3 separate regions of the Homo sapiens genome follow, and all the other regions are linked to region 2. A link is a loop called in an ENCODE intact Hi-C map of the cell type or tissue named here. Cell type or tissue: CD4-positive, alpha-beta T cell. All regions are shown on one strand. Region 1 overlaps GABRR3 (gamma-aminobutyric acid type A receptor subunit rho3). Region 2 overlaps CRYBG3 (crystallin beta-gamma domain containing 3). Region 3 overlaps ARL6 (ARF like GTPase 6).

What was found. Hi-C counts contacts between places; a loop is a spot of excess contacts. Peaks named below come from ENCODE experiments on the same cell type or tissue, not always from the same donor. Only the 100,000 strongest peaks of a DNase experiment are listed, where the experiment ranks them.
Region 1: a loop joins it to region 2, with 2.7 times the contacts of the local background. A loop is called at or near these places in 16 of 110 quality-filtered maps.
Region 3: a loop joins it to region 2, with 9 times the contacts of the local background. A loop is called at or near these places in 36 of 110 quality-filtered maps.

Annotation. Positions count from the first base shown.
Region 1 is chr3:98,018,787-98,026,786 of GRCh38, reverse strand. GABRR3 (gamma-aminobutyric acid type A receptor subunit rho3) reads left to right here. Exons shown (of 10, transcript NM_001105580.3): 3 at 1,108-1,220. Among named protein-coding and RNA genes, the nearest start is that of GABRR3, 13 kb to the left of the region's middle. RefSeq lists an enhancer at 3,417-3,466. In CD4-positive, alpha-beta T cell, a CTCF peak has its summit at 3,369 (motif pointing right); a DNase peak (open chromatin) is centred at 3,386.
Region 2 is chr3:97,935,623-97,943,622 of GRCh38, reverse strand. It overlaps CRYBG3 (crystallin beta-gamma domain containing 3), which reads right to left. Exons shown (of 22, transcript NM_153605.4): 19 at 6,715-6,838; 20 at 2,317-2,475; 21 at 1,180-1,339; 22 at 1-397. The coding sequence ends at 309. It overlaps RIOX2 (ribosomal oxygenase 2), which reads left to right. Exons shown (of 10, transcript NM_153182.4): 10 at 1-1,805. Among named protein-coding and RNA genes, the nearest start is that of RIOX2, 33 kb to the left of the region's middle. In CD4-positive, alpha-beta T cell, no CTCF peak of the experiment used is centred here; a DNase peak (open chromatin) is centred at 3,382.
Region 3 is chr3:97,789,639-97,797,638 of GRCh38, reverse strand. ARL6 (ARF like GTPase 6) reads right to left here. Exons shown (of 8, transcript NM_001278293.3): 7 at 5,813-5,868. Among named protein-coding and RNA genes, the nearest start is that of CRYBG3, 28 kb to the left of the region's middle. In CD4-positive, alpha-beta T cell, CTCF peaks have their summits at 3,827 and 4,026 (motif pointing left); a DNase peak (open chromatin) is centred at 4,008.

The DNA.
Region 1 (8,000 bases), 83 kb before region 2:
CTTATATTAAAATTCACATTGGTTTCCGATGTGAATTAATATTTTGTATTAATACAAAAGCATATTAGCTATTCAGAATGACTAGGATCCACTTAGTAGAGCCCTCAGGGTCTTGCGTTATTGCTCCTGCTGCCCACGATGATGATGATGATGATGATGATGATGATGATGATGATGATGATGACAGCCACCTTTTTCTGGAAGGAGGTGCTGAGCAAGGTCTCCGGCTGAAGGCTGCTGCAAGTTGCTCACAAAGGAGCTATGCTAAAACAGACATTTCCCCTCCACACCCACAGTATCACTGAGAAGTAGGTGTCACAGGGCAGAAAACAAATCAGGGAGGTCCAGCAACCTGCTCAAGCTCACCGACACAGGGAGAGACAGGGCCTTATTCCCAGTCAGGACACCTAGGGCCAAGAGGCCACTGCCTGCTTTCCTTCGTCCTAGAGAACTGTAGGTAAAAACAGACATCACCTACTTCACAATTTGACCTGGCTTCAGGCATAAATATTGCCATCCCTCAGGCTCTAGAACCCCGGATGGGAATTCTGCCCGGTGCGCTCTCAGCCTGCACCCTGTATTTTCTGCTCATTTTGTCTTTGTAGAACACTGCCTTAATCTGTTTACAATCTTGCGGTCCTTTCGTTTTCTCGCTGTCTTCGTGCAGAGATTGTTCAGCCCCAGTGACCCCAAGGATCACCTAGGTAGCTTGTTCAGGTGCAGATTACTAGGCCCTGCTTCCTAGGGGACTGATTTAGTTGATCTGGGACAGGAGTCCATGAATCTGAGTTTTGATCACCTCCACTCAGGTAATTGGGATTTTCCAGGTCTAAAAACCGTATTCTGAGAAACAATATGAGTTTGTGCATTAAATCCAACTGAGTTTGTCACTTAATGTGCTCCAAAATTTGGTTTACCTTATTTGCTCCACACTTATATAATAAAGAACAAATGTTGACAGCTCTTTGGCTTAATATGAACTGAGAAAATGAGCTTTTATGTATGTATTTCAGAACATGTTATGTTGAGCACAGATGGCTAACCTAAATCAAAATATCCAGAAGCATATGTATCTCAGAAGTTTTTTTTTTCCCTTTGGGGGAACAGCAAACAAGAAACTAGAATGAAGAAAGATGACAGTACCAAAGCGCGGCCTCAGAAATATGAGCAACTTCTCCATATAGAGGACAACGATTTCGCAATGAGACCTGGATTTGGAGGTGAGTATTATCCTCTCAAAATTCATTTCAAAACCCATTGCACTGTCAAAATGGAGGTGAAAATTTAAAACAAGACCAAAATGCAAGTAAAGTCCATCAGTTTAAAACAAAAAAAGAAGGCTTTTACAATCACCTTCTCTTTAATGAGAACAATTGATGAGTTATCCATTTTAAATTGACCAAAAAAACTCATTTTCCTACTATGCACACTGTAGTAAATAGTATGTGTTCCATAAATAGAGAATGGATATATGTTGCCTATACACCAACTTATTTTCTAACTAAAATCCTTAAATTGGATACATGTTATTTATAAAATCTTATTGAATATTCTTATGAGCTAGAATGCCATGCTTTGGGGGAAGAATTAGTATGGCAAATGCCATGGCTTCCTCTGAACGTACTCTGCTGAATTGTCTTTTAAAAACGGTTTATCACTTCTAGCAATTAAGATTGATCAAGTGTTAGAATACCCCTTAATGTACTATCTTATTCCATCCTCACAGTGATCCTATGAAATAGGCACTGTCATGATACTTAATATTGCAATGTGAACACTGGGTCTTAAGAGAGGTTAAGAGATTTGCCCAAGGCCATGAAAACAGAAAGTGGTAGAGCTGAGCTGCGATGGCAGGTAAAGAAGATGAAAATTCATATTACAGGTACATAATTGGAACAAAGACTTTCTTCTCCTTAGACTACTTAATGTACACACAGTTGCATCACTGAGGGTACCAAGTTTTCCAACAATACACAGGATATGGTGAAATCATCAGGTTAAACTCTCTGGCTTACAGCTAAATCCATCCTGATTCTTCTTTCATTGATGGAGCCTTCCACTTCCACAATTCCTGAACTGACAACTTTTGAGAATCCTAGAGATGTGGAGATGAGGGAAGTATGGATGAGGGTGAGAAGAAAGATCCTCTGGCAGTATAACAGATACAGCCTTCTGATGAATAACGAATACCGCAAGTGTTCAGGGCGGGGGATACTCTTCTCATGATGTGGTTATGACCAAGGGAAGCACAATAGGCATGTAGGTACTGCAGAGAACTAATTTGTTAACAGGCAAAACAAAAACGTATGTTAAATATTCTCACGTTGAGGATTGGATTTTTTTAGGGGGTGGTTGTTTGTTTTTTCAATTTCCTGAAATCCATGTGGTTCCTGTTCTTTTTTTTTTTTTTTTTTTTTTTTGAGACGGAGTCTCACTCTGTCACCCAGGCTGGATTGCTGGCATGCAGTGGCGCGATCTCGGCTCACTGCATCCTCCACTTCCCAGATTCAAGTGATTCTCCAGCCTCAGCCTCCCAAGTAGCTGGGATTACAGGCACGTGAAACCAGGCCAAGCTAATTGTTGCATGTTTTAGTAGAGAGAGGGTTTCACCCTGTTGGTCAGGTTGTTCTCAAACTCCTGACTTCAGGTGATCCACCCACCTCGGCCTCCCAGAGTGCTGGGATTACAGGTGTAAGCCACCACACCCGGCCAATTCTAAGGGTCTAACCTTGATTTCATCACATTTGTGACTCAGACTTTGGTGAGCATCAGGATCACCTGGGGGTTCTGAAGGCACAGCTTACTGGGTTCCACCCCCAGAGTCTCTGACCCACTAGATCTGGGTGGGGCCAACCATTTGCGTTTCTAACAAATTCCTAGGTGATGCTGCTGGTCTGAGAATCACAATTTGAGAGCTCCTCGGGAGGCTGAGGCCAGAGAATCGCTGTATTAGGTGATCACTGTATTAGGTGATCAGCATCAGATGAAATCATGGTGAGTTTAATTTTTTGTTTTGCAGAGCATTTTTCACACTTATTGAATCATAATTTAAGATTTCAGAAGCCTTGAGATGAAGCAGGTTTAGAAATATGTCTCTTTTTTTCTTCTGAGACTATTTCTTTATCTTTTTTTACTTTTCTTCACTACTTCTCTTATGTATCTTCCTTACGACCGTTCTCAACTGTGTTTCCCCAGCCAAATTTTCCCAAAGTTTATATAATAGGTTCTACAACTACTACGCAGATATTTTGTACCTTGGTCCCTGTGATTCTATAAAAGATCTTTAAAATATTTCCCCTACCACCATATAACAAGCAGGAATCTTCAGTCGATACATTTGCCTGTCCCTGGGTTTTCGGCCACCAGGGGGCGCCAGTCACACAGGAATGGCTTGAAACTGGCCACTCCGGAGCCACAGTTGGAAGCTCTTTTCAACACGAATTCAAAAACCTGCCCTAATTCATGTCAGGTTAGATTTCTCAGTTAAACTCGCTCCTATCCTAGAGGAAAGGGTTTTTATGGAGATTATTTGAGGCCATGTAAAGGAAGAAAGATTGAGAGAAAAATGACTATCCTTGAATGTAGACCTTGAACCAAGTGCGGTCTAGAGAGGCTTTGACACTCAAAGTGGTCCATGGACCAGCCGCAGAATCACCTGGGAGTTAGAAATGCAGATGCACGGGCCCCAACTCAGGATTCTAAATAAAACTCTGCAGTGATTCCCCTAAACCTTACAGTTTGAGAAGCACTCCTGTAGATGACGGAGAGCCAACTCTCCTCTCTTATCTTAAAACATGTATGCCTTCATTCTCCATCCCTACCTCGTCCTCCCCCCGTCCAGAAAAACATGAAATTGACCTGAAATTTCCACTGTGCTTGATCTGTTAGAGATACATTTAAAGATTTTTTTTAAATGAAAATGCATTTTTTTAAAAATACTTTCTTTCCCGAGGCGACTTCGTAGGGTTGTTAAAAATGCAATTGAAATGTGCTACTTAGTGGCAGGCGGCAAATCATCCCATGATTAAGAAATTTTTCTGACAATCATATACTGGGGTGAAATGGTGTCCAAATGGCTTGTGTGATTAGTCAGTTTGAGCCGAAAAATCTTCATAAATTCAGTCAGAAGTGTCAGTCTGGTAGCTCTGTGAAAGACACCCCTTAACCTTCTCTTGCCTGTCTTGGTCAGAACAGCTTCTTATACCAGTGACCCATTTCTCTGTTCTCATGGCTGCCTTCCTTGGGGAAATCAGACTGCAGAATATAAAAGACAAGCTTTAATTTATCTTCTTTCTTTATGCTTGTCCGCAACACAAACACACGCACATACTTTTTCCCTCTTGAGCTAAATGTTAACTTCAGCACTTCTCTTGCCTTAATGTGTCTTCCTAATTAGCTTTAACATTAAAACCAGCTGCTACTGCAGTGTTTTTTACTTTTATAAAGCATTAGAAGATTAATTGACTCATTATGTGGAAACAGGAGGATATAAATTTAGGGGAGCTTTTTGTTTAACTTGGGTTATAAATTGCAGCTCATTTTCTTTATTTATGTTTTCCCCACCTTTTACGTCTCCCATAACTAAGGGCTTTTTTGTTTTAGTTTTATAGATGATAATTTCTTTGTTTCTTCAAAGTGAAATCATTTCAGTATGCAGATACTGGCTACAGAGTCAAGACAAAAGCTAAAGTTATAAAAGCTGCTTGCACAGTCTTTGCTTGTCAAAGGAGAGGACTATACTGTGAGTCAGAAGGATCTGGCTACTTTCCTATCATTAACTAACTTTGGGTTTCAGGCACGTGTTGTAACCTCTCTGAGTATGCACTCCCTCGTGTCAAGAGGAGCTAAAATCAGCTCTCTCTAGCTAACAAAGCAGCTATAATTAAAAGATTAGATGATATATTATATAATGAACTTTAAATGCATTATACAAATCAGATGTATAACTTTTATTTAGCCCTCATTATTCCAGCCTGCATAAAAACCAAATAGATGCTATATCTTGCCATATACAAAAAGGATTATAAATGTGTGTGCTACTACCTAGTTAGTGATCCTGAGAAATCAACACAATCATCGTAATGGTTAATATTTATTTAATTTTCACTATATTTTAAATGCTTTAGGTACTGAATTAATAAAATTATCTAAAAATTATTATTTACACTGTTACATTTATTACTGATCCAATAGATAGATAACATGTAAGTTGGTTTTAATACATCTGAATGGGGTTAGGCTAAGGACTTGACAAGCTTCCTTTCACATAATCACAGCAACCCAAAAAGTAGGTACCATATATTTAGTTCTGTTTTACAGATTACATGAGGAGTTGAGGTATTTACAGAAGTTTGGTACTAACTCAGGTTTATATGGCTACAAATTCCATGGATTTGAATCCATATGCTTTATTGCCACCTTCTATCTGTGACTCAGCTCCTTTTTTGTAAAAAGAACGATCTTTGGAGCTTTTATCTGGCTCCCAAACTCTGATTCTGCGTTTTGGCTTTACATGCTGCTCACTCTCTACTCTATCCTCAAGAATGCTAGAGCGTAATACAGTTCCTCAAACCCATGAATAAGGTGCAGTGGGACATGGAGCTCAAACCAGGCAGAAATGACGGCCTGGTGCAGTGGCTCACGCCTGTAATCCCAGCACTTTGGGAGGCCGAAGCAGGCGGATCATTTGAGGTCAGGAGTTCGAGACCAGCCTGACCAACATGATGAAACCCAGTCTCTACTAAAAATAAAAAAAAAATTATCCAGGGGTGGTAGTGCATGCCTGTAATCCCAGCTCCTCAGGAGGCTGAGGCCAGAGAATCGCTTGAACCCAGGAGGTGGAGGTTGCCGTGAGCCGAGATTACACCACTGCACTCCAGCCTGAGTGAGACTCCATCTCAAAAAAAAAAAAAAAAAGAAAAAGAAAAAGAAAAAGAAATGAGGCCAGACGGCACCCAAGGGCATACATTTTCCTTGCAAATGGAAGAGCTTATCCCCACCAGAACCAGTATAAATCTGGAGGACGAAAGGAAGAAATCGAAGGTATTTCCAGAAACCCATTCCTAATAGACAAGCTATGTTTTAACCCCGATCTCAGATCAGCCTTCAAACAACCTTTAGGCTCCAGTGCTTGGGCAACAGTGGCATAAATAGGTCCTTGGAGGGTAGTTTTACAAGACTGTCCCCAGGCTTGTAGAGACAGTTGTCAGCAACTAGGATCTATTTATAAATCATGAGGTACTAGCTGCAAGTTGCTCTCTGATTTAAAAAAATAAATAAATGATGAGAAGCACTGTATCTTTTTCTTTTCCTTTTTTTTTTTTTTTTTTGAAGATTGGACTCATTATCTAAATGTGCGTAGGATTGGGAGTAGTGGCTTACATTCCTAAGGGGCAGGTTTATATTTTTGCTTAATTGCAGTAGTGATAACATTTATTATATGCCATTTATTGACTACAAATTAAGTTCAGTAACTGTACTATGTCTAGTCCTCAAATGAGTCTCCAAGGTAAGTATTACTAGACAAATTTTATAAATCAGGTAAACTGAGCTTAGAGACATTACTTACTCTCATTCACATAACAATTGTGGAGCTGGTTTCAAACTCTAGCCTAAGTGACTTTCATGCTAGAACTTCATTTGGGACATTCTGCCGCTCCTCCAAGACCTTTTCAAATTTTTTCTTCCCTTGGAGTTTTGGAATTATTGGGAAGATTTACTCAATCTAAAATACCAGGTAGAGCCATGGCAAAGATATTTTCGTGAATTGTTATTTTGATTATTCTACTAATTCCAAGAAAAAAGGCACACACACGTAAAAAAGCACCAGAGCCAAACCCTATGAAGGAATAATAGTGAGATGTTCCCAAGTTAATGCTTAATCAAAATCACCATTAAACACTATTTAAAAATTGTCATAATTTGGCCAGGTGCAGTGATTCATGCCTGTAATCCCAGCACTTTAGGAGGCCTAGGCGGGCAGATCACCTGAGGTCAGGAGTTTGAGACCAGCCTAGCCAACGTGGTGAACAAAATTAGCTGGGCATGGTGACACATGCCTCTAATCCCAGCTACTCAGGAGGTTGAGGCACAAGAATCACTTGAACCCAGGAGGCAGAGGTTGCAGTGAGCCAAGATCGTGCCACTGCCCTCCAGCCTGGGCGACGGAGTGAAACTCTGTCTCAAAAAAAAAAGTCATAATTAGTGTTATAGGGTATATAGTAATTGATCCAATATGTCAGGAAGAAGATGGTAGTTAAGATGTAACTGAGGTATTCCAGAAGCCTGAAGCAGGAATATATTTGCATGCCATCCCTGTGCCTGGCCACCTGAAACCCTTGAAAGTAAAAAAATGATACCGAGGGCATGGATTTGAGGATCCAAAAAAGGGAATTTGTTAATAAAGTGAAGGTGACATCAGTTAATTCCTGGGGCAGTCACAGAAAAGATACAGGACTGGCAAGACATACCTTGGGTTTCTATAGTATTATGCATTTAAAGGGCTGTCGAATTATAGGCACGCCTGTCCCATGTAGCACATCCAGGCATTACGTAGCCTCAGCCTCATTAAGGAAGCTTTTCAGACTTGACTCCTCTAAATCTTTCTTTGTTTCTTTTATCTTCTTTTCTTTTGTTTTCCTTTCTTTTCTTTTCTTTTTTCTTTTTCTTTTTTTTTTTGAGAGAGAGTCTAGCTCTGTCACCCAGACTGGAGTGCAGGGGCGCCATCTCAGCTCACTGCAGCCCCTGCCTCCTGCATTCAAGCAATTCTCATGCGTCAGTCTTCCGAGTAGCTGGAATTACAAGCACACACCATCACGCCTGGCTAATTTTTGTATTTTTAGTAGAGACGGGGTTTCACCATGTTGGTGAAGCTGGTCTCAAACTCCTGTCCTCAAGTGATCCGTCCACCTCGGCCTGCCAAAGTGCTGGGATAACAGGAGTGAGCCACCACGCCCGGCCTAAATCTTTGAATCTCGATTAAAACAACCAGCTTGGATCCA
Region 2 (8,000 bases):
TTCACGTTTGGTGGATATGAGAGAAAATAAACACTTCAGGAAACTTGCTCACCACAGCTGGAGATCAGGAATAGAACCTTTCCAAGATATCATAATATTTTCTTTATAGGAACACTGAGTAATGGCAAGAATATTTTGAGCTTTTCCATGGTTAAGAGCGATAGTCTCAGAGGCTGGAGAAAATGTTCATTCTGCTCAGTGATCCAGGAGTGTGAGGACAGTAGCTTCCTTTCCACGTCCACAAGACAATGACAGATGTGTTTCCTTCTTTGCTCTTTCTAGGGATCTTTCTAGGGATGTTGATTCTCTCACAATATTTCAATGTCCCATTTCTGTGTTTCTTCTCCCTCCAGGGGCTGATTTACAATTACATGAGTCTTGTCACAATAATTTCCTCCTAAAATAGAAATTCCAAAAGAAAAGATTATTTGTTCAGGCAGGTGCTTAGCAATTTCACAATTTTCACAAGCTTCTGTTCAGCTCACCATTTCGGTGGATGAATGTGTCATTTACAAAGAAGTCTGAAATGGGAAGCTGAGTTTGAACAGGCTTAGCCATTATTCACCTCAAATTGGACCTTATTATGACTCAAATTGAAATACTAAAAGGTATAATACATGATTGTATAAGTGGCGTGCCTTAATGTGATTCTTTAGAACAAAGTGCTCTTGAGAGAACTCTGGCTGAATGTCAGGTACTGTGTTTTTGTTTCTACACCAACAAAACTGTGACTAACCCAATTAAAGCAACAGCCATGAATAATATTGGCCCTGACCTTGCTGAATTCAAAAACAAGGTTAATTGATACCTACCATAAATTCTACCTGAGGGTTTTTAAGGACCATGGCAATTCCTGGCAAAAAGCTAGAGATGTTTCTAAGAAACAGATGACATTCATTTCATGGTTTATGGTGCTTGAAATTTAGAACTGTTCTGAGTTCACGTAGCAAATGAAAGTTTTACAACTGTACTAATGAACAAAAACCCTAAGCTTTGTTGTTTGGCTTTTTCTGCTAATTGTTTTGTTTGTAAAACTGCCTATCTTAATTTTCTTCAAGCATAATTTTAAATGACTTAACATTTCTCTTATACATAAGGATGTCCTTTACCCAAAATGAGGAGATTTGGAACTGAAACTAATATCCAGGGACACAACATTGGGTATCATCAAAGGCCCACCTTTAACATCAAGGACAAGTTGATCACTGAGATAAGAGCTGATAGTTCCATTTTTATTCAGTCTCCACTTCTGCCTGAATTGCCCATGTTCAGTCCATAGAGCTACTTTAGCTCCAGGTGTGTCCCGGCCACCAATCACATCAAGACATGTATCACTGGCCTAAAAGGGTTAAGAAATGATTAATTGGCAGTAGTATGTTTGCTAAAGTAAGTTGAATTAGGTCCCTTTTATCTTAGGTAAACAAGTCATAGACATGAAGTGTGTGTGTGTCTTATCTAAAAAAATACTATATAGTATAATTTCAGTAAGCCTTTTTTAATGTCTTCTTTACGGCTGTGGGTAGGAGATGGTACAGAAATAAACCAACTGAAATAGAGGTACTTGTTTTTAATAGGATGTCTACATCTGACAACAGATGTTCAATAAAGATTTGGTGAATTGGAATTAAATGTTAAATCCCTGTTTGCTTAAAACGTATTATGTTGAGCTTGGTTTTCTTATGAAAACATTGCATGATGGGCTAAAGATATCCAGACAATAATTACTTTTAAAAGTTTTTCATTTTTGAAGCATGAGAAAAAGTAGATAATCCATTGGTGATACAATAAAACACAGTTTGAATGTTTTTAAAGTAGTGTTCTATTCCCAATGCATTAAACATAACGGAAGGGTCATAGAAAAGAACCCTAAATTTTATTTTCTAAGCTTCTTCCAATAACAGCTTTCTTCTTCTACTGCTTCTTTGTATACTTTGAAAATGAAAGGTTTCAACATATTTAGAATCACAGAGATGGCTGATTTTATCTGGGCCATCAAGTAAGGAACATCTTACAAAAGCACATTGTCCAACTTAGATCTGGTGACTTATACCATTGGTTGTAAAAAATCACTTAGGTATATCCATAATATGTGATAACCTTTGTGTTTACTTAAAAATTGAAACTGGATTTTCTTGTTCAAAAAATTAAGTTAATTTTATATAAATGTTTTAGTAATATATGGCAGTATTTTTATAATCAACACCTGTTTCTAAGAAGTTGCATTGTTTTATCATGCCAGTTGATTTGACAGGATTCTAGTTTTCAAAATAAAAAACAGACCAGAAAGTGGCATACTGTATCAGTGGGATTGCTTACCTTGGATTTAAAGAGTCCTCGGCAGTAGTACCAGATCTGAGTATTCTTTCCACTATAGGGAGAAATGCACACAGATGTTGCCCTGGTGTCTGCTAGACTTCCAGTGACTGTCAGATATTCACCCTGGGCACGGTTCTTTATTCTGATGTACACTGCAGGCTATGACAGGAGAAACAGCCATTTAGAAATAAACTTTTGAATCTGGAAATGAATCCTTCCAGAGGAGGAAAGCTGGGAGGGAAAGTGAGAGGTAACTATCTTAGTTATATCAGTTTCACTCTTATTCCCTTTAGTAAATCTGCATAGATTAATATGGTAAATCCTTAGGCCGTGGAGCATAAAGCTTAAATTGTACAGTCTCTATTACACTTTGTGAAAAGTGCCCTTTTGAACAGCATGAAGTAAAAGTTTCTTTCACTAGAATTCCATGTGGTGAGGAGTGGGGTGGTAAAGAATTAGGGACTTGATGAGTTTCATTCAATAGTGTGTCCCAGCTGTGCTGAGGGAGGTAGGGGAGTTATTACCTACAAGGATTTTCTAAAAACTTCAGAAAGACATACTGTGGAGCTATGACTAAATGCCATAAGTTGGCCCTGGGAGGTCTTGAAAAACCCAGATAGCTGAGGGCACTAGTAGCTGTGATTATTTGTTTATATAAGACCTTTATTTCTTCAAAAGTAGAGACCATGTATGTTTAATGACTATACTTAGGTACTCAAAAATTGTGTAACAAAGGACTTCATCCCCTTGGCCTGGAAGTTTTAAGATACATACAAAAAGTTTTAAAATATTAAACCTGGGACTTGCCTCTAAGGAGAATAGCTAATATTTATTGAACACGTAGTATGTGTAAGCAGCATGCTAAATGCATTCTGTGCCATTATGTTATTTGTCAGAATAACCACAAAAACCTATTAAGAAAGTACAATTATACCCTAGTTTTACAAATAAGGTGAACACAGATGTAAAGAAGCCAGGTTCCTCTTAACCAGGATGCTCTCAGACCTATGTTGAAATGCACTAGTTGCTCTTAGGCACAGGGAATAAGAGACGAATTCCAAAGGTGGCAGTGTAGGACAATGAAAGAGCAGGGCACATAATGGAAGCACAACAGAAGCCATTATTTCAGCCCTATGACTTAGGCCTCCAGCCTTAATGTAATAAATGACACCCAACATGACACCCAACATCCCCACCTTTGGTTCTTCTCATTGCCATCCCAATTAGAACCCTGGCTGAGTAATAACAAATGGTCTCTTAAGAGAGCACTTTCATGCTAAGAAACATAAGTGCTTAGGTAAATGCAATAGGTCATATGGTAAGAGAACCAATGAACAGTCTACTGTTTTTGAAACTTGATAGATCAACGTGAAGCTAACTGAATTTTGGTAATTAAACCTTCCTAAGGAAATACACATTCTCAGCACTTAAGCCAATAGAAGGACAAATTATCTGGCCATTTAAACCAGGCGAACAAGCTCTCTACTTGGCAAAATGTTTTAAATGTTTCAAATCCCTACTTCCAACATTAACAATGCAACAGTAGTGTACTTAAATGTCTATAATTCAGCCGGATCTACTGCAATTATTAATTCTTGAGGCTTCAGTATATCTTTATTACATTTTCATTACCTTGTACATATAAGAAAACAGGCGTGACCTTCACAGATGACAGAGTTCCAATTACTTTAGGACCAGACATCACAGTTTTAATCAATTAACTCAGGCAAGGTACTAATTACCCTTATTACACATTTGTAGTCTGACTGCTCTGTAATTATACTTAAAAACACTGATATACATTATAAGTACCTTAGTGACTTCCTAATTCCCAGCCTCAAAGAGGATCACATTTTAATTAGTCCTGAATTTCTAAACAAGAATATGAACCAAAGCAGTACCAACAGCCTTACCACAAATTTAAATGTGACCCACAAACTACTATTTTAGAAACTCAGAATTCCTTTGTTGGATTTCAAAACTGTGACCTAAATAAACAAAAGGAAAAATAATCTATTAAAATATTATTTTGAAATTAAATGTTTAATCAGAATAGGAATCAGGTAGCTCCTAACGCACAGTGAAAGAAAATAGCATACTATTCTTGTTAAAAAAAACTTCCTTGTAAAAGTAGAGGTGGCTGTTCTATCCTTTACCAGACAATCTTGAACAATAGGCAGGGACATCCTTCTTCCCCAACAAGGAACCACCATTAAAAAATGAGGAACATATTTTCATTGTTGAACTTGGCTACTAAAGTCTCTAACAACAGAGGGTCAGCATTATTATGTAGTTAGTAAAAGCTAAACTGAATTCCTATCTCTACTTTGCTTTTTCTGATGGCTTTTCAGTGGGCTTACTCCCTGTTCCACATGATAGGAGTGGGGAATAAGCAAGATGTAAAGGTCATGAGATCGTCTACCACACACTCTGTGCCAGGAAAGCCATTAATGTTTCAGTATCCCTCAAAAGAGCATCTCAAGGGACATTGTGAATAATAATAATAATAAAAAATTTTCAAAATAAGTGTATTACCATAGTAATATGAGCCAGAGCCATATCAGACTGTTCATATACATTATCTTATTCAACCGTCACAGCAATGAGATGTAAGCAATGTGATCACTGCTTCACCAGTGAGAAACCTAAGGTGCCAAGAAATGAAGTGACTCACCAAGCTGCACTGCTTACAAATGGCAGAGCCAGGATTTGAACCAACAGAACTCATGAGTGGTGGGATGAGAATGGTGTGTGTGCATGTGTGCATGTGTGCATGTGAAGAGGGTGAGAGAAGACCAATTAGGTTAATATTTTATTGGCTACCATTTATTTAACACTTAAGTAAGGGTTAAATAAGTGTCAGGTCAGAACATCAGAGCCTCAGCATTTAGATCCACTAGGCTATATTCAGCTCAGTGCCTGAAATAGGTGGTACTCTCTAAGTGCTGATCTTAGGCTGATGGAAAGTAGAGTGTGGTTGCTTAAGAACACAGATTTTAAAGCATAGTAGATTTGGGTCCAAATCCTGGTTCTGACACTTGATGTGCTTTTATTGTCACAGGTAGGAATCATTATCCCCATTTTCCAGATGGAGCCTTATTCTTCTCTCAGAGCCTTATTATTCCAACTAGAAAATGGGGATAATAATTCCTACCTCAAAGGACTGTTGTTGGAATCAAGCAAGAAAGTGTTCTAAAGAGATTAGAGAGAGGTACTAATGCCATATCCACGGGCCATCACACCCCTGACAGTTTCACTTGGGTTTTCCACCTTCCATGAAACCTCCCCACTACTCCTACACATGTTGATACTTCCTTTCTCTGAACCAGGGACTGCCTGTGGCTTTTGGATAATTATGCATTGTTTTGCATTTTATGTTACTGCTTTGAGTTGGACATGTTTTACCCAACAAAAATGTAAGCTTTAATAATATTGGCAGAAATCGCATCTATCTTTATATTTTCCATTATACTTTGCATAATATCATTGATCCATCCACTGATATATTCATTCCTTCATTAAATAAATAGTTCCTCAGCTCCTACAATATTCCAGATATTGTTTCAGGCACTAGGGGTAGAGCAATGAGCAAAACATGGACAGTCCTTGACTTCACAGGGTTTTCTATAGAGTGGGAGAGACCCCGATCCAACCATAACGCTAGGGTTATAAACTGCATACAGTGTTTTTGTAGAAAAAGAACCCCCAGGTCTTTTATGATCTAATGTAGATTGGGAGAGAAGGTGGGGGAGGCATTCTTGAGGACCTGACACTTAAGTAGAATTTACAGGGATGACTAGTCAAATAAAGAATGAGGGAAGAACACGATACAGAGGGTGCAGCCCATGTTAAAAGTCTTAGTGGGAAACCACTCTGTACTTTGATGCCTGTGACACAACCATGTGAAAGATGAGGTTGGAGAAGCAAGGTGGGGTAGCGGGTAGATTGTATTCTAAGTGCAGTGGGAAGCTTTTGAACAGAAGACTGACAAGCAGTAGGTGTGCAATAAATACTTATTTTAATTAAATTGCCAGGATCCATCCTGAGTATTATATAAGTAGGGAGGGGAATATCCAAATGCTTAGAAATTAAAACTAGTACAGTATCAAAGTTCATTCCTGTTACCAAGGTTTGCCACAGAACTTACAGTATCTTAGTTTTCCACGAAAAGTGAACATGGCCAATGAGGCTTTGGACTGAAAACTGAAATCCAATGTTGACTTTAGATACAATCTTACAAATTGGTTAAAATGTACAAGATATCCGCATCCTAATTCACTCCCCCTACTATGTAAATGGCAAACTAAATTAAATGATCATTATTTCAGATGCTGTGGTTTATGACATTTCTACCACAAAAGCAAGCTATTTGGAATCTTATGGTTCTTTTCTCCTTACCTGCTTCATAGGACGGAGGGAACCAATTGTTTTCCATCTGCTGAATGCTGTCCAGTTTGGGATCTCATTAGGCCTGAGTAGGATTTGTCTTCCCAAGAAATTGGATCCTTCATAAGCTATCCATCTATGAGAACAAGAAAGAAAAAAGTAGTGTACTTCAAAACAAAAAAAAATCCCTCATCAAAAGTATCTGCACTTTGCCTTATAGGGTTCATAAACTTCTAGGTTTGCAGACTTTTAAAATTGCACATTTTTTCCTAACAAAAATCAGGGAGGTATAGGAGAAAACCCACTGGCCTAGACTCAGAAGATTTGGGTTCCAGTTACAATGCTGGTTTCCTTTCTTCCAAAATGAATGCAAGGTTTCCTCCATCTCTGAAATCCTATATTTCTTTGATAACATTGTCATAGCATTATAACATTTAAAGGCAGACCATAACCTCCTATTAACCAGCAGAAAATCACACTCCTGCCCCTAGAGTCACCATCACATGTCCTTCAGGGCCTCTAAGTGTGGCTCCAGTGAACTCTCCAGACATATCTTCTTCCACTCCTCCCTCCACAGCTTCCCCAAAGCCACCAAGACTTCTTAGAATTGTTCACAGAAGTTCTCCATCACCCTCTTCAAGGCCCAGCTCCTTTGAGAATCCTCCCCGAAACCCTTGCCTTCAACTTTGGCAGCATTAAAGTGTGTAAAAGTACACTGGAGTCTCAAGACTTATTTAATGGAACACAGTCATGCCCATTGCTTTAAGGATTGCCTACGGCTGCTCTTGCACTACCATAGCAACTTCAGTAGTCATGACACAGACAGATGACCCACAAACTGAAAAGACTATCTGGCCCTTTACAGAAAAAGTCTGCCAAGCACCACCTTAGGTGATTACTAAGCTTGATGACTAAAGAGAATGTGCTGGAGTCACTAAGAGCACCTGAAATTCTCAGCAGGACTCAAGGTCAGTGTACACAGTGCTTTAAGAAAGTGTGTGCAGGATGAGATGGCTGCCTTGCTTTATTTTGATAAAGCACCTGGAATTGTGGCAGGGGTTGTCCTGGCTTGCACCAAGGGAGGTAAAGCCTTGTGGATGAAGCAAAGAGCACCAGCAGCAGGCAAGGTAGTCTGCTTATCAGATGGACCAGAGCTCAGGAACAGGGTCATCCAGGGCTTAGGACACAAGCTACAGAGGGTTGCTTGTGCTGCTATGGCAGCAACTTCAGCCCCTCGATTTTCCAGATTAAAAACTTCTAAAATTCACAAAGTGCAATATTCCTTAGGGACTTGTTCT
Region 3 (8,000 bases), 150 kb after region 2:
GGGGCAACTACTTATAACTCCCTTTTAGATGAATACTTATAATACCTCTAAATAATATACTTTTATTGTTACTTCTTCAAATATCATTTCCTTCAATGTAATATGAGACATCAGCTCTCTCACACTCCCATGCTGCTCCTAGGCAACCCTCATAATACTTCTAATACCCCCATTCTCCTAACACACTAATATAGTCATTGTCAATATGATGACTCTGTAAATGCTATTCACAGCTAAGACAGGTGGTATACTTTTTCTTTCCTCTTCTATATTTTATCCCTCCTAGAGTTAATAATTGTCTTTCCCACTCCCATCCAACTCATCTATTTAATTGTATGTACTTAACACTAATTCAATTGCACCACTCCCAGAGTTTAAACCTTTATTACTATGAAGTACATTACACAGTCCATCTACTTTGCCTTCTTGAAGAACTCTTCCACAGAGTCTTATAAAAAACTCTAGAATCTATACTCATTTTCTCTATGCCTGCCACAGTCATTTTGTTACAATATCTTCCTTATCATTCTAGGGTCTCCATTAATATCCTGGGGATTCCTTCCCCTACTCTCTGTGCTGGTTTTCCTGTCTCATGATCCCTCAATTTTCTCTTCTTGGTTTATTTCCTTTTATTTTTTTGATAATGCTGGTACCAAGATTTTCCTGTTTTTGAAAAATATTCTTCTCAGTGGCTACCTTAGTAAAAAGGACAGAAAGTAAATTCTTGAGATACCATATAGCTGAAGATGTCTTTATTCTACTGTCAAAATGCACTGATACTGCCTGAGTATATAATTCTATTATTCCCTCCTTGGACTCTTCCAGGCATTTCCCAATTATCTTACAGCTTCCAAGTTGTTGCTGTTGATAAATCTGATGTTATTCTGTTTTCTTATTCTTTTTTTCCTCAGGAAGCTTTAATTTTTTTTCTCAGGAAGCTTGCAGAATCTTCCACTGTTTGCAGCACTGCATTTTAGTAATGATACCTGCTGGTATGGGAATATTTTTATCCACTGTATTGAGCTCTTGAGAGGCCTGTCAACTGAAAACTCATCAATTTAGTTCTAGAAAATACTGTTCGAGGATTTGCTATCCTCTACTTTTTTCTGTTCTCTCTTTCTGAATTTCCTATTATTTGGATATTGGGCCTCCTGAACATGACCCCTTTCTTTTCTTTCAAATTTTCTATTCTTTGTCTTTCTGCTCTACTTTCTGGGAGTTTGCCTCTATTTTATCATCTTTTTAAAACTAAATTTTTCATTTCAACTACTATATTCTTATTTTCCAAGAACTCATTTTTTTTCGTTCTTTCTTTTCAAGTAGTTTACTGCCTTTATTCATGAAAGTAACACCTTCTCTTATCTCTTTGAGGATACTCTTTAACAGTTTTTTGAAATGTTCTCTCTATATAAATTCTACTTACTCGAACCCACTTTTCTTGTTTGTGCACATTCCCATATTTCATAATGTTTTCATCCTCAAATGCCTGGTCATCCTTTGCCATCTGTTCATATGTATAAGTGAACACTAAAAAATTGATTGGAATTTGCAAACGTGTGTGAAGCTTGTCAAATATGGTCTTCCTTTTAGTACGTCTGGCTAAGCCATTTCCTTGGGATCTCCAATATTAATACCTTTAGATATTTGCTCTTAGGCTGGTCTGATTCCCCAAAGATGACTCTTCCTATATCCTGCCTACTGTCATTGTTTTCTGGGAGAAATAGGAGCAGTAGAAGAGAGTTATAATATTCAGCATGAAAACTTTTTTTCCTCATTTTTCAATTCAGCACCACCAGACAGTTGTGCACCTAGGGTTTTCTAGTCCAGAGACACTGTCTTTGACTCTGCAGAGAATAAACCTTCAATTTTCTCTTAAAGGGAAGATGTATAATCATATCTTCTCTTTTCATCCCACGTTCATCCTTATTTTCAATTTCCACCAATTTCTGAGGCTTTGCATCTGCAATGTAAATTAGGCTGCTTTTCAGCTTTCCCCACTGGTAGTTTAAGATTCAGCTTTCTCAGGTCTGTTAAGTAATTCAACACTGATCAAATATTCAGCTTCCAAAATTTGGTTGCCATTTTCACTACTTCCCTTCTTTTTGTCCGTATATATTAATATCTTTTTAAAAAGTCTCTTTACTGTTAGTGAGAGTTGGGAATGAGATGAAACTAAGCATACTTGATCAATCTTCTTTCATTGGAATACTCCTGCATAGTTTGTAAGTCTAATATTCACATCTGGGAGCATTATTAACTTTTTCCATGCAGACAAAGCAATAAAATGAATACACTTTATTAGTTATTTGGGAAGATTTCTTTTTAAAAGTACCTAATTTGAAAGTTTCAGGGCAAGAAAACTTACAGTTCTGCAATAGTTTCTGTTTACTCTCTGGCAGTTTAAAAAATACTTCCTAGTCTATTCAGTGTTCTTGTCTTTGGGTTATTCTACATACACGATTATTGAGACTGTTTCCAAAGACAACAGAATCGTGCCATTACATGTGCCATTTAATATTTCACCAAAAAGCTTCTAACCTTAAACTTTATTTTTAAATTTTTTTGAGACAGTCTTGCTCTGTCACCCAGGCTGGAGTGCAGTGGCATGATCTCGGCTCACTGCAACCTCCACCCCCAGAGTTCCTGTCTAAGCCTCCCTAGCAGCTGGGATTACAGGCATGCACCACCACGCCTGGCTAATTTTCTGTATTTTTAGTCACAATAGTGTTTCACTATAGTTGGCTAGGCTGGTATCGAACTCCTGTCCTCAAGTGATCTGTCCACCTCAACCTCCCAAAGTGCTGGGATTACTGGCATGAGCCACTGCTCCCGGCCCCAATCTTAAATTTTAAATAATAATATTAAATTAGCCCCAAATGAACCAAAGGCCTTCTTGTTTGTCATACTAGGAAATTCCAGAATTCTGGAAGCAAAATCAGATATAAGTTCAGAATACCCTTCACAGCTACATTCACATAAAGAACTTTGGCTAACACAAACTACTCTCCTATATTTACTGCTATTTATTTTTTAAAAATAGATTTTTGTCTCTTTTCAAATCTAGAGACAGTTGGGAATATGACAATATAAACTATTTGTTATTACACAGAAAATATAACCAAAGTGGCCGGGCGCGGTGGCTCATGCCTGTAATCCCACCACTTTTGGAGGCTGAGGTGGGTGGATCACCTGAGGTCAGGTGTTCGAGACCAGCCTTCCCAACATGGTGAAACCCTGTCTCTACTAAAAATACAAAAAATTAGCTGGGCATGGTGGCAGGCACCTGTAATCTCAGCTACTCAGGGGGCTGAGGCAGGACAATTACTTGAACCTGAGAGGCAGAGGTTGCAGTAAATCGAGATCATACCACTGCACTCCAGCCTGGGTGACAAGAGACAAGAGTGAAACTCCATCTCAAAAACACACACACACACACACACACACACACACACACACACACAAAAGAAAGAAAATATAACCAAAGCACCTCCTATTTGAAACCAAATGATACACTTTTTTATCCTGTGGCTTAGTTTCCACCTTTTTTAAATAGAGTGTTTAGGTAAAAGGGTAAACTTAACATTTATGGGGTGCTTTCTTATGCTAGGTACTTTAACAGTATCTAATTTAATCTGTACAAAATATAACACATTTTATTTTTTACTTTTACAGATTAAAAAAATCTTCACAAGGTAACAGATGTTAGCTAACAGAGAGGTAAATTAATAAGTAGTAGAATAAATTTGCTGGACTCAGAAGCCTAAGTTTTTTTTTTTTCAACTATCAGTCAATGCTTTCTATATAAAACAGAGGTACTACTGCTTACCTTGCAGAAAATTGTAAAGGGTACATAAAGTAATATGGAAAAACAAGGACACAAAAGTATTTCCAAAATGTGTCCTCCTTACAAAGACTTGGGAGGTAAGACAGATAATGATGGATCAGAAAAGTGAAAGAAACAAAAATTAGGTATCAAGACCAGAGTTGGCAATTTGTATTGTGATGTTGGATTGCTACTGACACCTAGTGGCTAACTGCTAGTGACAAAATAAAACCAGAAAAGAAGGGATGGAGAACCACACTTTAAAATCCAGAAGACTATCAACCTATTTTCAGTAAATATTGTGCTCTGAATTAGGTTATCATGAGTGACAATAGGGTTTCCATCCATGCTATATCTTCATTGTTAGCAATGGTAAGCACTCTGTAAAATATGAAATAAGGCTGAAAACATACTCCTGGTATCTTCTCTGGAATATTCCTCTGTAGCCTGTTTCTGGTGGAAATCCACCCCATTGCCTTCAACACTTCTTTACTGCAGTCTAAGAAACTAAGTTGCTGGGTTCACAGAAAAATCCCGTAGTTCTTCTGAGAATCACTAGAGGTTCCTGATTGTCACTAATTGTGAAATATGACTTGAATGTTCCTTGCAGTTTAATGGTGTTATGATAACTACATAAACATAAAAGACACAGAAGTACAATAGTCTGTCCAGTTAACTAAACCACCATATTATACCAATAACACATACAAATATTTATGAAATGTACATTTCGCACTTTGAACCAAAGAAATACTATGATGTATGAGCAGGCAGGCTACTCTTAGATCTACCATGATATGTGCTATATCCCTGCTATTGTTTGCAACATGCAGAAGATTTAAAAAAAAAAATCACACACAACTGGCATTAAAAGGTTTGTGTAGAAGAATTTGTAACTATGAGACTGTAGCTAGAATTTATAATATCCTGTTATTCACTCTTGTTCAGGGCAGAGACATTCCCCGTAGAAATGATCTCTAGTTGTTATGCTCAGAAATGGAATTTCTGACTTGGCCATTAGGATCCTGCAATAAGAACCTATGAGCTTGGTTTCATTCACAACTATCTACTGCTCTGTGTGCTTCAAGCCATTCTTTTGGCTGAGAGACCATTAGGGTAAATGATATATGTTAATTTATTCCCTAATATAGTAAGCCTGTACCAATCTATGATAACTATTTTGATGAATAGCAACCAGAACTGCAAATATACAAAATATCAATAAAAGATCAGTATCTCTAATACTAAATATGAATATTACAAGTTGTGTATACATGCTATGTATAAATGGAGCTATATCTGTAGTATAGCATGATTCTTCTTCTTTTTTTCTTGAGATGGAGTCTTGCTTTGTTGCCAGGCTGGAGTGCTGTGGCGCAATCTCGGCTCACTGCAACCTCCATCTCCTGGGTTCAAATGATTCTCCTGACTCAGCCTCCTGAGTAGCTGGGTTTACAGGTGTACACCACCACATCCAGCTAATTTTTCTATTTTTAGTAGAGACAGGGTTTCACCATGTTGGCCTCGATCTCCTGACCTCATGATCCGCCTGCCTCGGCCTCCCAAAGTGCTGGGATTACAGGCGTGAGCCACCGTGCCCGGCCAGCATGATTCTTAAAAGAAACATGTCATTCAGACTTATTTTTAGTTATTGACATTAGGGCCTAACATTTGTCCCAAAATTTAAATGTGCTTCTATTACTAGATCTGACAGGAACTTGTTGCTATAAGTTTAAATTGTTTTCTATATGTGTCATATATATTGACTGTAAAGATTCAAACACTTTATGTAAATAAATCCTTTAGCAATATGTGATAGAAGTAAATGGAACAAGGTATTGGATACTTACTGTATTGTTTTTTCTGATAGCAGAAATAAATGGAAAGAGGAAAAAAGGCAATGATATAATAAAATAAAATGTAAAAAAAGATAAAAATATGAATAAAAAGGAAACAAAGGCTGAAGACACACAGTATTTTGTAATGTACCTTGAAGCCAGTCTACACCTTCTTGCAAGCCTTCTCCTTTTATGGCATCACTAGCACTGAAATGAAATCCATAAGAAACATAGCCATCTCATTACATCACAAAACTATAAGAATAAAGGATTACAATTTTGCCATATGGAGAATTAACACATTATAACAACATATATCTGAGCAAAACTGGTTAAGCATTGAAATTGAAAATAAACAGAAAATAAAAGTCTGAGTGCTCAGGAACAAGATATGTTTACAATTTATAAACAGATTTTGAAAAAAGTTATTTTATCCCAGGATTAGTTCTTACACTGACATTAACAAAACAAATACTTTTATTTTTCCAGTGGTAGAAAAGTTTTGTACAGCCCACTATCCTACTTTGCTCAGTTCCAATCATTCAATCTCATTATTAGAAATGCTTGACTTGAGTTATAATACAGCCATATTATGGTGTGCCTTTGTTTGAAATGGAATTTGATATCTTTAGGATAAAAACCCATAATTATAGGTTTGGTAAGCTGGTAGAGTAAAACAAAAAGTCGGTAGATCTCAATCATTTTCTTATTAGCTGAGGGAGCTTGACTAGGTCATTGAACTCTTCTGTCTTCAGTTTTAGCATCTGTAAAGTGGGGGAATAGTATCATTGACCTCATATGGTGATTGTGAGAATTAAATACTTGAGGTATGTATATAAAACACCTAAAACAGGGTGCTTCCATTGTCTTTCCATTCTTGAGAGACTAAACTTAAATTGTTATTGTGAGATTTTATGTATAATCATAATTAAGTATATAAATTAAAATAATAAAATGCAGAGGATTTTTAGAGGATCAGATAATCTTTTTAAAAGGTACAGTTTCTCGTAACATGTCATTGATCTAGTCATTTATTTTCAAAATATGATTGTTTAATAGCAATTAATATATATGATTAGAGTTTCTGAATGATTAGGGTTCCTTTTAGTGTGCTGAAGGCATGACTTTAAAAAGTATAGTGAAGTACCTAAAATAATTAACTTAATTATAATCCAAATAAAAATTATCTCCCAGAAATTACTTGTTAGACTAAGAATATGGCTTATCATAGAATTATTATAAAATACAAAGAAAGAAACAAACAACATGAGATACACAATTATTCAAAGCAAATTACTTATTATCCATGGTAAGAGTAAGAGATCAGTAACCGAAACACTTAAATCAAGAAAGATAAATATATTAATTTTATCATACACCTATAGTTCCAAACAATTAATACAATGAAACCCTTCCCCTCTGGTGTAGGTGTCATTACCCTACTAAAAACTGCATCTTTTCCTAACAAATGTTCGAATTCTATCTTTCCTCTCAAATAAATAAGAATAAAGCGAAAATCTTGGCCCTGTGTGATATGACCCCTGGTTATTTCTCAGTGGCCTCATTTCCTACAATTTCCCCTTAGATTTCTCTGCTCTAACCAATCTGGACTTCTTGCTGCTCCTGGAACACACCAGGTACATTCTCATCCAAGAAGAGGCTTTTTCTTGCTGGCCTCTCTATCTGGACAATTATTCCTCCAAACCTTCACATGAATTGCTCTCTAACTTCAATTAGGTCTCAGAGAGGGAGGAACTCCCACTATTCTTTCTCTTATTATCATACTTTATTTTTTCTCATCTTCCCAGCTGACATTTTATAAATTTATTTGCTTATTATTTGTCTCCCCCACAAGATGGTAAACAAGTATACATACACACAACATGCACACACACACACACACACACACACACACACACACACACAATCATGATGCCAGGGATTGAGTCAAAGAACGCATCTGAAGGAGAATAATACAATCAGACCCTGAAAATCAGAGCTGACTATATGTTTAGTACAATGGTCAAACATAAAACATAAAATTTTTCTTTAATTTATCAGACTATACTTCTCTAGGATCTTCTCTTCATTGCTCAGTAAATTTACTTGTACCCAAGGCAGGAGACAGATAATATTTTATCTCTGTATCACTGAGAGCATTACCTTTATATTTAAAATAGAAAAAGGATAAATACATTTTCAATTTTATACATGCTTTTAAAAATATTGCCAAGAATAAAGAACAAAACAAATAAATGAGATACTAATTTGAACCTAGTGAGAAGAGGTCCAATTTGAATTAAGGAGAAGTCACAATTATACACATGTTTAAAAGAAAC